2 separate regions of the Homo sapiens genome follow, and region 2 is linked to region 1. Evidence: read pairs that join two places in POLR2A ChIA-PET (ENCODE). Cell type or tissue: HCT116. All regions are shown on one strand. Each heading gives the region's core, and the rest is flanking DNA. Links, peaks and the distances in the headings are about the cores only. Region 1 has its middle 48 kb from the start of FOXO6. Region 2 overlaps HIVEP3 (HIVEP zinc finger 3).

Region 1 (7,599 bases), core at 2,068-6,067:
GGCTCACAGATATGTATGTTTTGCTGCAGTTATAGACCTTTATCAGTTGGGGTCCTACCAGACAAACAACCACTAGGACATACATATTAAGAGATTTATTTCAAGAATTGGTTTATATGATTGAGGAGGCTGGATAGGCATGTCCAAAACTTATAGGGCAGGTGGTCAGGAAGGTCCTGAGCTGTAGCTGTAGTCCAGAAGTTGAATTTCTTCTGGAAAGTCTCAATACTGCTCATAAAGGCTTTCACCTGATTGATTCAGGCTCACCCAGATTGTCTAAGATAATCTCGCTTAATTAAAGTCACCTGATTATGAACTTTACTTACAGCTATAAAATATTCTCACCACACCTAGGTTAGTGTTTGATTGAATAACTGGGACTATAGTTTAACCAAATAGACTCATAAAGCTGACCATCTCTGGATCCTTTATCTGGCTAAGGAAGCTTATTACAATTTTTTAAGCCATCTATAGAGAAGATAATTTAGTATTCTCTCTTTAATGTATCACTATAGTAAATTTTAAAAATAAAATTTTGTTTGTAATGTTAAGATCTATGCTAAATTCTTGGGATATACACCTATTTGCTCATGATTTATTTGTTTTATAATGTATAGCTAAATTAACTTTGCTACCATTTTATTTATGGGTCATATATTTATGTAATTGTGATTGGGCTATACTTTCTCGTGTGTGTTATCTTTGTTCCACATTGGTATGTCAGGGTTAGTGGCTTCAGCTGAAAATGACAATCCTGGCTGATTTAAACATTGGTTCATGGAGCTGAAGGGTATGGGGGGAAAGTGTACTTCAGGCGTGGTTGCAGTCAGGGCTCAAATGCTGTAATCAATGCTCATTTTTCTCTCCATCTCTTGGTTCTGCTTTCCCTTTATGTCCACTTTAGTCTCAGACTACACAAGGCAGGCAAATGGCTATTCCAGGATCTACTGCCTTAGTTTCAAGAGCAACTTTTTTTCCAGAAGTCACTGAAAAACCTCTTGGGTTTCATTACCCTTGGTTGGATTACATGCCCATCTCTGAATCATTCACAGTGGTGGGGAAAAACAAAGCTTGTTGAGGGTTGTGGGCCCAGTTCTGGAACTAGGAGTGGTGTCAACTTCCCTGGAAATACATAGACACAGAGTGGGGTACAGTGGGTTCCCTCCAAGGAAAATCAGGGTGTGGTTACTCGAAGGATGAATTAACACTGAGGAGCAAAAACAACAGATGCCTACTACAGTTGTGCTAGCCCAGCAGAAGGGATTGGGAAGTTTTCTGCCTTTGTTTTGAGCTCAGTAACAATTTAAATAACAGAATGTATTTGTTCCCAGAAGGTTTGATACAACTCGCCCTTAAGTCCATTCTGGGACTGATATCATTTTTAGAAGTAGATCTTTGCTGATTTGATTTTTTTAAAATGGTTATTAGTACTTTTACCTCTTCGTGAGCCATAAGGGGAATGACTAAATGAAAGAGCCAGCATTTGGTTTTATTTACCAAGTCTACATTTGTTTCTTGTTTCATTAATTTTGCTTTTATCTCAACTAATTCCTTCTTTCTATAGTTTTTTTCCTTCTAGTTTTCTTTTTCCCAGCTACTTGGATTCAATTCCTCTTTCCTGTTTTCTAATACATATGTTCAAGGCTACACATTTTCTACAAATACTGCATTGGCCTTGACAATTGGTTTCATCACAGGGTGCTGTCAGTAGCATTCATTTATAACATAATCTGTTGTTTTAATTCTGAGTTTCTCTTTAACCCAAGAGTTATATAGAATGGTGTTTATAAATTTCCAAATTGTTATCATATTGGTTTGCTACTCTTTTGTCATTGATTCTAGCTTTTTACATTGTAGTCAAAAAATGCAGTCCATATGTTTTTCACTTTTTGGAATTAAGATTTTACTTGTAGTCAGTTTTAGTGAATTGTCCATTTTTGTAAATGTGCCATAGATATTAAAAATGAATGTGTAAAGGTGTATCTTTGGTACATTGTTATATAAATCTCACACCAAAATTTTAAATTACTGTATTCAAATTATCCTATCACTTCACTTATTGTTTACTTGATCTATCAATTTCTGGGGAGGCATATTGTAAAAATCAAGTATCACTGCAAGTTTCACTTTCTCTTTGTTGTTCTAAAGCTGCTTGTCTCTATATTTTAATACTCCATTGTTTACTATGAAACTCACTTCATTGTCATAACTTCTTGGTAGATTGTACGTTTTATAAAGTCTCCTTTGTTCCATGTAGGGTTTTCATTTTGATTCTATTTAATCTGATATTAATATTTCTATGGCTTCATTATATTTTGTTAGCATATATTAATTTCTCATTCTTTTTTTTTTTTTTTTTTGGAGACGGAGTCTCACTATGTCACCCAAGCTGGAGTGCAATGGCGCAGTCTTGCCTCACTGCAACCTCCACCTACTGGGTTCAAGCGATTCTCCTGCCTCAGCCTCCTGAGTAGCTGGGATTACAGGTGTGCACCACAACACCTGGCTAATTTTTGTATTTTTAGTAGAGACAGGGTTTCACCATGTTGGTCAGGCTGGTCCCAAACTCTTGACCTCGTGATCCGCCTGCCTTGGCCTCCCAAAGTGTGTGAGCCACCACGCTCGGCCTCATTTTTCATTCTTTTAATCATTTTGTATCGTATTGTTTTAAATGTGACTTTAAAAAATATCTGCATTGTGTGTTGACCTGAGCATATACACATCTACTTATGGATGTTGGTGAGGGTTCTTCCCTGATTCTGAGAGTCTCTGTAGTTTAATAGGAGAGTTGAATCCATTAACTTTTATTACAATCTCTGATATGTTTGAATGATTCCTCTGCTTTTTGTTTGATTGATCAAATTTTCTTTATTTCTGTTTTTCTCTATTTGTTGGCAAATTATATATTTGTATGACACACCTATTACACTATTACACTAATAGTATGCATTATAGTATTTTATTTTTCTAGCGTCTTACATTTTAAATAGAGTTATTTAATTGTTTTTCTTCCAATAGTGTCTTAAATCTCCTCCTACTGCTCATACTTTGTTGAAACTTTAGTTACAAATGTTATTTTATTTTATCCCTATACTTTTAAAAGAAATCATTTCTTAAACACTGTATGAGGTTTTATAGATCCATTTTCATGTATTATTCAGATTTTAGATATTTACTGGTTTCTTTCAAATTTTTGTAACCCTATGAAATTCTGTTTCTCGGATTTCTTTTTTGTTTTCCTGCAGTACCTAATTATTTTTTCAGAAGCAGTGCATGGATAGTAAATTTTCTTTGTCCTTTATTATCTGAAAATATCTTGGATTCGCTTTCATGCTTGATAGTTTGGCTGATATAGAGTTGTAGGTTCAAAATAAGCAGAAGCATTGAGAATTTTGTTTTTATTTTGTAATTTAGAAATGTCACCAGGATGTGTGTCTTTTCAGTGTTTTCTGCTTAGCATTTGGTGGGTCTTTTTATAGTTTGAGGACTCAGATCTTTCTCTAGCTCTGCAATATACTTTAAAAATTATATTTTAAATTATTTTATCACCTCTAGTCTCTCTGTTATCTCAGCCTAGAACCCCATAAGGCAAATAGTAGGTCTTTAATTTCTCATATTTTGTATTTCTTTGTAATTTCACTCTACCTTCTAGGAGATTTCCTTGACTTTGTCTTCGTGTTTTTAATTTTCAAGGATTAAAATTTGTTAGCTTCTCTTCCATAACAATCTACTCTTATTTTATTAAAGCAAATTTCTTTTGGGTCTCTGGGAGGATATGACCTAGAACTCCTTTAAAGTTCCCTTCTGTCTCCCACATTATCTCCATTTCCTCCAGGATGAATCATTCTGGTTTTTCATCTTGGTCTTTCTCATATTCTTGATTTGCTTCCAATATCTGGTGATCCATAGTGGTCATTCAGATTTATAAATTAAAAACTAGGTGGACAAATGTATTTAAGAGACTGGCGTCAGTTTCTTTCCTAGTTGTGTAGACTTGCTTCCAGGATGGGTCTTTTCCTTGAAGGGAGGCTGCCTGCAGCTCTGTGCCAGGGAGAGTGGGAGGAAGAATGAGGGAACAGCACACAAGCAGGCCTCTCGATTGCCAAAGTCAGGCAGACTTTACTCTGTGTGTGAGGTCCTGAGCAGCACTGTGTCATTGGCTTTGCTTTTTCCCCCTTTTCTAGCATCCATTGCAGGAATTTAGCTCAGTTCTGCTTCTCTGGCCTCAACACCCAGATAGTCATCCCTCCTATATCAGCTGTCTAGTGCCACGTAACAGAATTCCCCATAACTTAGTGCCTTAAAACAACAATAATTTATACTTCTTTTGATTTGATGAGTTTCCTGGACTTGTTCTTCTGTTCCATGTGGCATTGGCTTGCCTTACTCATGGTGCTGCATTCAGCTGGCGGCTGGATTGTGTGGAAAGGCCCAAGGCTTCACACACGTGTTTGGGGCCTTGGTGCTGGCCGTCTGCTGAAGAACCTAGTTTCTCCACTAGGTGGCCTCTTTTTCCACATGGCTTTTTAGCCTCCAGGAGGCTAGGGTGGGCTTCCTTACAGACGATGGCCAGGTCCCAAGAGGACAAGCCCCAGTGTGCACGTGCTTATCCAGCCTCTGCTTGCATTATGCTTGCTAAGGGCCCGTTGACCAAAGCAAGTGAAATTGCCCATTACAAGGTCAATGTGTAGGGGACTCCACAAGGCTGTGAATACTAAGAGATTTGGTTCATTGCCACCAGTGTAACCATTTACTACACTTCCTAAGGTGATCTTCCATTTTGCTCAGAACGCAGTTCACCAGGCTTCAAGATCAGAGACAAAAGCCACAGCCAGGCATTGCATGTATGTTGGGAGAGGAAGAGGCTAGCTGGCCCATTGGCTTATTCAATAGTCCTTACCTGATGGTCGTGCTGTGGCCTGCTCCTTCTCCCCTGTACTTGGAGTTTCTCCAAGGTTCTGTTGAAAAGAACAGTTTACATCTCCTTAGCCAATTTCTTCTGTGCTGATTTAACCATTCTGGTTTCCTCTGTAGATTTGATTCTCTCTGCTTTTTATCTTCTAGAAAGTCCTTAAAATTTTCTGATTGACAGATGCTGCAATTTCTAGTTTGGGATGGAGGGCTTATATGAATGTATTCATTTTATGTCTCTGTTATTTCAAGGAAATATGTCTTGTAAAAAGGAAAAGAAAGCAGTGAGATTCCTGTCACTATAGGTCTGCTCTCACACGACAGGAATGCTAAAGGGAGGTGGTGGTTAGACTAGATGACTCTTGCTTTTTGCCAGTTCTGAGATGTTGGAGACGCCATAGCTTCAGCCATTTCTTCCTCAGGATTCCAGGTTGATGGAGCTAAACCTGATCATTGTGATTCAAGCACCTGCTGGGACCAGAACTGAGAACTCTGGAGCTGGCTTTTTAGATCATCGAATTCAGACTCTTGTGTTGCAGTTAAGCTATGGGAACAAAGGTCATCCAGCAACTCAGCTGCAGAACTGGGGTTGGAACATGGGCCCCCGGACTCCTGATCCCATGATCTTCCCTGCATCTTGCTCCAGTTTGCACTTCTGAGCACCCCTTAGAGAAGCCCAGGGTCTTACTTCTTGAGTGGGATCAGGCTGTGTCTCCACCCCAGGATACTCAGGGTTGAAGGACTTGAGGCTAGAATTGCCCCCAATGAGACAGATGTCTGTCTGGCCCCTCCTCCCAAAAGGCGATTATTTGAGCTAGAGACGCCAGCCGCGTTTGAATCCTAGATTCTCTTTCTCCCTCCAGCGCCCTCTCTCTCCCACTCGGTTATCTATTTACCTATCTATTTACGTGAGCTACCCCCCACCCCAAATGAATTACGTCTGCAAGGCAGTAAAATGTTATGTATTTGCAAGGCCCATAATCTTTAAAAGCCCAGTGATGCCAGCTCCAGACAGCAGCGAGCTCCCTCCAGTATGTTAATAGATAGTATTAGGGCAATAATGAAAACACTTGAGACAAGTAAGCTCCTATCAAAAGCTGAGTAATAGGGCTTTGCCGAGTGAATCACAATGCAGAAGAGATTAAGACGTCTGCCGTTGTGCAGTGTCTATTCAGACTAACAGCTGCTCTGTTTCTGATTAAAATGGGGTTGGGGAGACCTTTTCGAGCGAGTCCCCTTTTTATCCTGCACTGTCCTCACCCTTCCCACCTCCACCTCCAAGCACAGGCACCTTTATTTGCACTTAACTACTGCCATTCATAAACACACACACACACACACACACACACACACTGGAGTCTCAATCATGCATTGCATCATCACACACACGGAGCCTCAGAAGCACACACAGCCATTAGCCGACACACAGCTACACCGATATATCCAAGCACGTACACACAGTCACATCCTCACACACCGGTGCACAGTCACGCATGCAACCAGTCTCTCACACACTCATGGCCTCAGCCAGTCTCACACGCGCATTAAATTACAATCTGTCACAAACACAGTCTCACATATGCATTAAATTGCAATCTGTCACACATATACTCTTCACACACAGTCACAACCAGACACTCAGAGACAATCTAATCAGTGTCAAAAACGCACACATACCTGGCTGGTCATATCCACGTATGGCAAGTCCTTCATGTGCAAAATCACACTTGCACACTCACACTTGTGATGACTGTTTGTCATATACACACAGCCCTTCACTCACAGACTGTCATGTGCTCTCTTACCCACACACAGTCACCTTCATAAATAATCACACATGGCCATGTGCTCACTCACACATGGCCACAGCCCAGGCTCATATGAAGTCATGCTTTTCCTGCACCAAGATACAGAGCTAGTCTGCACACCTGCAACTCCCCAGCCACAAGTGTGCATGGAGTGCAAGGCACAAATACATATAGGCACACAGGCACAGACACCACTCTGCACACCCTCCAGGTGGTGACCCAAGATGCGAGACTTGACTATGAGCCCGATGGATGGCCCCGAGCTGGTTCAGCAGCCTCATAAAAAAGAAAATCCTCAGAGGTCAGGCATCAAGGTCACCATTCTCCCATCTCTGCAAGGCTGTAGTGTGAAGGGAGAAATGGAATCGTCTCTGTGGAGCCTAAGAGCACAGAGCTCTGACCTTGATTGGAACTGCAGATTTAGACCTAGGAGAACGCAGAGCTGTCCAAGAATAAGATGGCCAACTTCAAGAGAGTGAGTGCCCCATCAGTGGAGGTGTGCACAGGGATGCTGGATAGTCACTTGGTAAAGAGGACGAGAAGGGACTCCTGCATTGTACAGGAGTGACCTGGATGCCCTGGAGATCTGTCCCAGTCCAGATTTTGTGTCCTGAGGTCTGTGTATCCTCTTCCTCAACCCCTGTCCCATCAGTGACTCCCTTCCTCCAGCCCAATTCTCTAGACAGAAGCCAGGAGTCCCGGCCTTCTGCTTCTCTCCCTTATGTGATTTTTCTTCCAAGATCATCTTTAAGGTGATGATTCCATTTTTTTTCCCCAAACCTCCATGGCCCTTGCTCTAGGCTAAGAGGGAGATGCAGGCTAGAATCAACTCTTCTGCCTTCTGTGCTCTCACAGCCATTGCCCACCCCCACCCCACCCT
Region 2 (7,599 bases), core at 2,332-6,331, 540 kb after region 1:
ACAAGCATGTGCTGCTTTGCAATAATGAAAAATAGCAATGCTAACATTTAACTGAAAAAAGAAAAGCACAATTATCCTGGAGTAGGGCAGGCACTAAAAAGGCGGGAGTAAGAGCGATGAGAGTAGAACGCTGAGCTGAGGCTGGCCTCCTTCACGGCCACCTTCCTCCAGGGGTGGATCCGTGTTCCAGTCACCTCCAAACACACAAAGATGTCAGTGCCACAGACCATACTTTCTCTCACACATCCAGTCAAAGCACCAGGAGGGGACAGAGTCACCACAGTGCAAGTCTCAGCTGGGATTGGGCAGGGGAGAGGAGAAGGGCATCAAGGAGCTGACCAGGAGACACACTGATCTGGCCAGGCAGCCTCTTGCAGAAGTGGATCCCGTTAACAATGAAACAGATATGACATGAACTTGGCAACTTCTGAGAACAGGAATGTCTAGTGGTGCTTCTAGCCTAAAGTGACCCAGTTTCAGATAAGACAGTTTAATCCAGAACTCAGAGGGAGAAAAGATTAATATTTTCTCCTAGGGAAGGATACCCAGAGCTACCACAGCTGAAATGGGAATAACATGCTTAAAGGTGGATATGAGATGGCCAAAGTCCCATGAGGAATGGCCTCCAGGTATGATGATGAAATCCAGTGCAGGAGGGAAGGTCTCTTCTCATAGTATCCAATTGCAAAACTGGTCAAAATTCAACCATTTTCTCAGGGTTATTCTAAAAGCTGTTGGACTTGTACTGCTTCTTTGGCTTCTCTGGCTCTTGTTCCAGCTTTTGCAGTTACAAAATGAGAAAGACCTCGCTGTGCTGTCCTCCATTCAGTGGGTTCTGGATGGATTGCCAGATGATGTGAAGGGCTCTTGGTCATGGCTGGTACCTGCAAACACGGAGAGTGCTTATCACCATTGGACTCTACTGTGCCATTTCCATCATGTCAATCATGGATAGACATGAGATAAGGAGGATGGAATCGGCAGTGGGCAGGACACAATAGGAAGCGAGGGAGGGGAGAGGGCAACAGGGTGGAAGGGTAGAGAGAATTGCAGGAAGAAGGAGGGACCCAGGAATGGCCCAACATCCTCAGAGATGAAAGATTACAGAAAGAGGGCAGAAGGCGAGAGCAGAGAGGCCATGCCAGCTTGGGCTGGAGCAGTCAGATTCCTCACCACACCCTTGTCCCTGCTGTGCCCATCTGCTGCCCTTTCTTTGCCTTCTGGCCCTGTAGGAGCCATCCCAGCCCCACATCCCAAGCCCTACCTGTGACTACCCCTCCCCTAAGCCCTACCAGAGAAATGAACTTACTTCTACCCTTCGTGGGCCGCATGCCTCCAGCTCCAGCTCTTCTTGGGGCTCCAGAGTGTGCCAGTTTCCCTTCAAGCACCAGTGTCCTCAACCTCTGGCATGGTATTGGAATCTGTGCCTTCAGAACCTCCTTTCTTCCCATTCTTCAGGACGTTTGTCCCTCGACTGGACAAGATCCAGCAGGAGTGGGCAACACAGGAACAAATCCGAGACACCAGACTGAGAGGGACAGGAAGGGGAAACACGGGGCAGTCCTGGGTGATCTGGACCATCTGGTCACCTCATTCTAGTTCACGAGTGGACATTTAGATAAGGGAAACCAAACTGAATCAGAACTCTAAACTCAGTGTGCAGCAGGGTCACCAGATTGCTTATTCTATGGCACCTGAGACCTTTCATCACCACTGATCTTCACGACAGATGCACGCAGATATATCTACCAAGGACTTAGAAACCCAAGACAGTTTCATACTTTAAAAATGTGTGGAAACTAACCATGCACAAACTTCTCCAATTACATCAGTCTCCCCAGAAGCACATCCAACAGCACTCTGTCACAACTTCTGGAAGCAGCCTGCCTCCTTGCTAACCCCTCCTCCATGCAGATGCTCACCTAGAGGAGTGGATGGGACATAATACCAAGGAGGAGAGTGTGGGTCCAGTCCTAGCACAGGCCAGGAACATTTTCTGCTTTAGAGTCACAGGACTGTTCACCAAGCCAAGCTGAATAAACATCTTATTGCAATATTTGCACAGACATGCAACTACTTGCTGTGACCATGACAGTGACTGGAATGTAAGGATCCATCAGTGGTAGACCCAAATCTTTTTTTTTTTTTTTTCCAAGTCTTGCCCTGTCGCCCAGGCTGGAGTGCAATGGCGCAATCTCGGCTCACTGCAACCTCTGCCTCCTGGGTTCAAGCAATTCTCCTGCCTCACCCTCCCGAGTATCTGGGACTACAGGCATGCACCACCATGCCCAGCTAATTTTTGTATTTTTAGTAGACATGGGGTTTCACCATGTTGGCCAGGCTGGTCTCAAACTCCTGACCTTGGGATCCACCCACCTTGGCCTCCTAAAGTGCTGGGATTACAGGCATGAGACACCACGCCTGGCCGGTAGACCCAAATCTTAAAGCACATACTCTACTCTAGTGGTTCCTAAACTTTAGCATGCATCAGAATCATTTGTAGACTTTGTTAAAACACAGAGTTTTGGTTACACTCCTACGGTTTTTTAATCAGTAGGTCTGGGGTGGAGGCTGACAGCTAGAGTTTCTAACAAGTTCCCAAGCCCAGCTATTGCTGGTCCAGAGACCACACTTTGAGAACCACTGGTCTACCACCAACAGTGTTCAATAGTATCACCTGTCTTATATCAAAGGAACCACTAATGACTCACTCGCACTCAGCCCTGTAACCTCATCCAAAGCAGAGGCACAGAAAAGGCCACCACACACACAAAGAAAAACTGTTTACAAAATGTTTTTATTTTAAGGTTAAGAATAAAAGGAGCCTTAGGGTTCATATAATCTAACTACCTCACTTAATATAATATTAATTAAACTAAGCTTAGAGAGGGTAACTTGCACACAGAAACAATGAAACAATCAATAGAACCCAAACCAGGAACCCCAGCAGCACTACTCTCAAAATCGCAAACGTGGAGTCCTAGAAAATCTCCTAATTTTTGTCGTCATTAGAGTCACAAGGCTCAAGAGTCTGCAACTGGCAAATTAGGGCTTCCCCTTCTGGTCCTCCATGCCGAAGCACTCAGGCCATGCCATGGTCATTTCTTAGTAAGGCTATGATGGAAGCAATTCTTGGTTCCCTCCAAGTTCAACTGTGAGTCCACTGCCTAGAACTCAGAACTGGTTTTCTCAGAAATCCCATAGCACACGTGGAGGGTTCCTGGGAGAACTCTTCCTACTAGGCACCACATTGTTGAACTGCAGTGATGATAGCCCACAGGATCTAACCATCATGAAGAATATAATTTCCTAAAATTCCATTCTGAGTTTCAACTTGGACCTGTGCTGGTCCCTCTTCCTGGAAAACTGCTGCCCCAGTTTTCTCATGTCAGGCTCCTTCTGTATGTTTCCTCTTGCAGAGTATCTCCTGATCATCTACCCAAGTAGTTCTCACTCCCCTCCTGCCAGTTACACTGCATCTCATCAGCCTTCTCTACACTCCTTATAGCCCTAGAACTATATAAAACATTTGTTCATCATCTACTTGCTCATTACCCCCTGAAAGTAGGATGTGAGCTTCGAGAGGGCAGGAACTTTACCTTTCTGTCTACCACTATAACCGCAGCACCTAGAACAGTGCTTGGGACACAGCAGATTCTCTATACATATCTGTCTAATGAACAAATGAATGTACAGAAGAATGATGAGAGAGCACCTTCTTCTTCTTCTTTTTTTTTTTTTTTTTTTTTTTTTTTTTTTTGAGACAGAGTCTTGCTCTGTTGCCAGGCTGGCGTGTAGTGGCATGATGTTGGCTCACTGCAACATCTGCCTCCTGGATTCAAGCAATTCTCCTGCCTCAGACTCCCAAGTAGCTGGGTCTACAGGCACGTGCCACCACACCTGGCTAATTTTTGTATTTTTAGTAGAGACAAGGTTTCACCATGTTAGCCAGGATGGTCTCAATCTCTTGACCTCGTGATCTGCCAGCCTCGGCCTCCCAAAGTGCTGGGATTACAGGCGTGAACCATCATGTCCAGATGAGAGCACCTTCTTTCAACGTGGTTTCCAAAGTTGGAATTTGAGACTTTCCTTCCTGTTTCTCTCATTTTCAATAGTAGGAGTTAGACTACTGAGCTTTAATAGAACGTGGAAGGAGAAAAACGTGCCCTTAGGCTGGTGTTCTCAATGACAGGACAGAGAAGAGGAAGTTGCAGGGATTGGGGGTGGTGTCGATTTACTTCTCAGCTCTGGTGTCCTTTCGCACAGAAAGCATGCTGGTGAGTCAGGTCTTCCTGGATACAGGGCTTGGGAGGCAATGAGGTGTACTGGAATGAGATGTTTTTGAGACCAAAGAGTTGGGTTCAAACCCTCAAAAAGTCATGTAAATCTCTCTGAGCCTCATGGGGCTGGTAGAAAATACCCAAGGGATAGGGTGTTTGTGAGGATCAAGGAAGTTAACATATGTGGACACTCTCTGTAAATAGTAAAATAATATAAGTTGCTATTAAATGATTATTGATAAGACCACATAGGCTCTGGAGAGATCCAAATAGGTGAAATTTCTCGGCATGCATCTCCATTCAGTCTTGCTGTTTTGCCTTCCTTAGTTCTACCAGCACTCTCAGACCCCAGGCTGCTGCGTGGGAGCCCCGGCTCAAGAGCAGAAGCCCTAAGGTGCTGGCATGGGCTCCTCAGAGCCCCGTGGGGCTGCCAGCAGCCACAGCACAGCCATGAGCAGGGCAGCCAACAGGAAGCCCAGGAGAAGACCACTGTGAGAGGCCACAGAGGGACACAGGGACACCGTCATCGGCCCTGAGCCAGGGGCAGGTGTAAGAAACAAGCCGGAAGCCCTCACTTTTGGCCCAAATGCTTTGGATAGGCCAGAATCCCAGAGACAGGAATATCAGAGAAGCCAGCTTCCCTCTTATGACCAGGCCCTGGCTTCTTCATGTCCTTAGGGTGGGTTCTACACTCCACTCCCAAAAGCAGGGCCTATACTTCTTCCCTTGCCAAGAAGGTGGGGTGGATGGTATTGGGATCTTTGGATGGATTCCCAAGATTGGAGAAGGTCTCCTTTCTCAGTCTTCATGGGCTGCACTGCCAATTTCTCATTGACCAAACTTTAATGTTCCAGGCAACGAGGCTCTTGGCTATAAGGTGTCCTCATGTTACAGAAATCACCTCCTCTGACCCAGTTACTCCCAAACTGTTTCCACTCTTCCTTAAGTGATAACCTTAATGACAAGTCTCATGCAAACAGTAATTTCTTATCCTTTCTTCCAAGAGTTCAGTTCACTCCAGCAACTGGCTACTAACTACTTACAGCTGAGCACAGATTTCACGCAGAACTGTGTAAAGTTGTCCTTGGGAAGACAAACACAGCAGCCAGTTCCTGCCACCAAGCAGCACACAGTCTGGGTGGGAACAGAGACTTCACGTCCCCACCACGAATGGCTGTGTTTTAGAGTTCATTACCTGAAAAGAAACAGGGTGGGAGGCATGTGGGGAATAAAGTGAGCAGGCTGGAGGAGGTCTTCTTCAAGAAAACAGAGACTGGCCCAGCTCTCTTCTGGCTCCAAAATGCTGTGTTTATTGGGTTGTCTGGATCAGAGGCAAATTCTTGGATTTCTGACAATGTTGCTATGATGTAATGAGGGCTAGAATCTTCTTGAATCAGGAAAGTTTCAGGGAGGTTCTATTAGTCTGTTCTCACACGGCTATAAGGACATACTGAGACTGGGTGATTTATAAAGGAAAGAGGTTTAATTGACTCGTAGTTCTGCATGGCTGGGGAGGCCTCAGGACATTTACAATCATGGTGAAAGGTGAAGGGGAAGCAAGGCACCCTCTTCACAAGGTGGCAGGAAGGAGAATGAAAGCAGGAGGAACTACCAAACAATTATAAAACCATCAGATATTTCGAGAACTCACTATCATGAGAACAGCATGGGGGAAACTGCCCCCACGATTCAATCACCTCCACCTGCTCTCTCCTTTGACATGTGGGGATTATGGGGATTACAATTCAAGTGAGATTTTGGGTGGGGACACAGGCAAACCATATCAGAGGTGTTATATAGTAAGGAGCTTAAAAAACAGAAGGATTTCAACGTGTAGAAAGGGAGAGGAAGGGAGTTCCAGGCTGAGAGGAGTGAGTGAGGGAAAGTAGGAGTGAAGAGGGTACCCAGAAACTGGATGATCCAGCAGCTTTAGTTCAGTGGGGTTTGAGGCACTTGGGAACTCACCAAGGCGAACCTGCCACAAGCTACCCAGGGTCTCCACCTGCCAACCTTCAGCAGCGGCTCTAGGCTGCTGATGCCAGCTAGAGAAGCCTGTCTGTAAATGATGATGAATGTGTGAGCTCACCAAGGGAGAAGGCCAGAGGAGCTCACACATCGAGGAGCTGGCTTTCAAGGGATGGGGAAAGAAAGGCACCAGAGAAGCAGAGCGAAGACGTGGAAACCATAGAGCCTTACTAAGTGTGTTCACTCACCCGGCTGTACCTAGGGCCACCTGTTGTCCTCTTGGATGGAGGCAGATCGGCTTTCTCTCTCCCTCTCTCTCTCCCTCTCTCTGTCCCACCTCCTCTCTCTCTCTCTCTCTCAGTTCTGGGCTGGGACAGGGAAGAACAGCAGGACTCTATTACTTCAGGCAAATTTTGACAGATGGGCCAGGACCTGCATACAGGGCCACCCAGCAGGCGCTGGGGAAGGGAGCCTGCTAAGGGGCTGACTGCAGAGCCAGGCCCAGGTCTGAAGGGCCACGGGTGCCTGGTTTCAGGTTGGAAAGGGTTTCAAGTTGGGCAGGGTTGGCAATGGAGCATCCCACTGAAAACAGAAGAGCCTCACCCCCACCCCACTGACTCCTGTTCGCTCACCCCTCTGAGCTTCTGCCCATGCCGATCCCTGTGTCTGGAGCACTGCTCAGGGCTCCCTCTTGGCATATTCTTGCTGCACTTTTTTTTTTTTTTTTTTTTTTATACTCTAAGTTTTAGGGTACATGTGCACATTGTGCAGGTTAGTTACATATGTATACATGTGCCATGCTGGTGCGCTGCACCCACTAATGTGTCATCTAGCATTAGGTATATCTCCCAATGTTATCCCTCCCCCCTCCCCCGACCCCACCACAGTCCCCAGAGTGTGATATTCCCCTTCCTGTGTCCACGTGATCTCATTGTTCAATTCCCACCTATGAGTGAGAATATGCGGTGTTTGGTTTTTTGTTCTTGCGATAGTTTACTGAGAATGATGGTTTCCAATTTCATCCATGTCCCTACAAAGGATATGAACTCATCATTTTTTATGGCTGCATAGTATTCCATGGTGTATATGTGCCACATTTTCTTAATCCAGTCTATCATTGTTGGACATTTGGGTTGGTTCCAAGTCTTTGCTATTGTGAATAGTGCTGCAATAAACATACGTGTGCATGTGTCTTTATAGCAGCATGATTTATACTCATTTGGGTATATACCCAGTAATGGGATGGCTGGGTCAAATGGTATTTCTAGTTCTAGATCCCTGAGGAATCGCCACACTGACTTCCACAATGGTTGAACTAGTTTACAGTCCCACCAACCGTGTAAAAGTGTTCCTA

The links. ChIA-PET counts read pairs that join two places held together with the same protein. Peaks named below come from ENCODE experiments on the same cell type or tissue, not always from the same donor. Only the 100,000 strongest peaks of a DNase experiment are listed, where the experiment ranks them.
Region 2: POLR2A ChIA-PET joins it to region 1 with 7 read pairs; 1 of 35 experiments calls an interaction of 5 or more read pairs at or near these places.

What each region holds. Positions count from the first base shown.
Region 1 is chr1:41,309,317-41,316,915 of GRCh38, forward strand. No RefSeq gene overlaps it. Among named protein-coding and RNA genes, the nearest start is that of FOXO6, 48 kb to the right of the region's middle. In HCT116, for the core only: a CTCF peak has its summit at 4,509; a DNase peak (open chromatin) is centred at 4,465.
Region 2 is chr1:41,847,562-41,855,160 of GRCh38, forward strand. All of the region lies in intron 1 of HIVEP3 (HIVEP zinc finger 3), which reads right to left. Among named protein-coding and RNA genes, the nearest start is that of HIVEP3, 68 kb to the right of the region's middle. In HCT116, for the core only: no CTCF peak of the experiment used is centred there; DNase peaks (open chromatin) are centred at 2,670 and 4,270; H3K4me3 peaks cover 483 bases.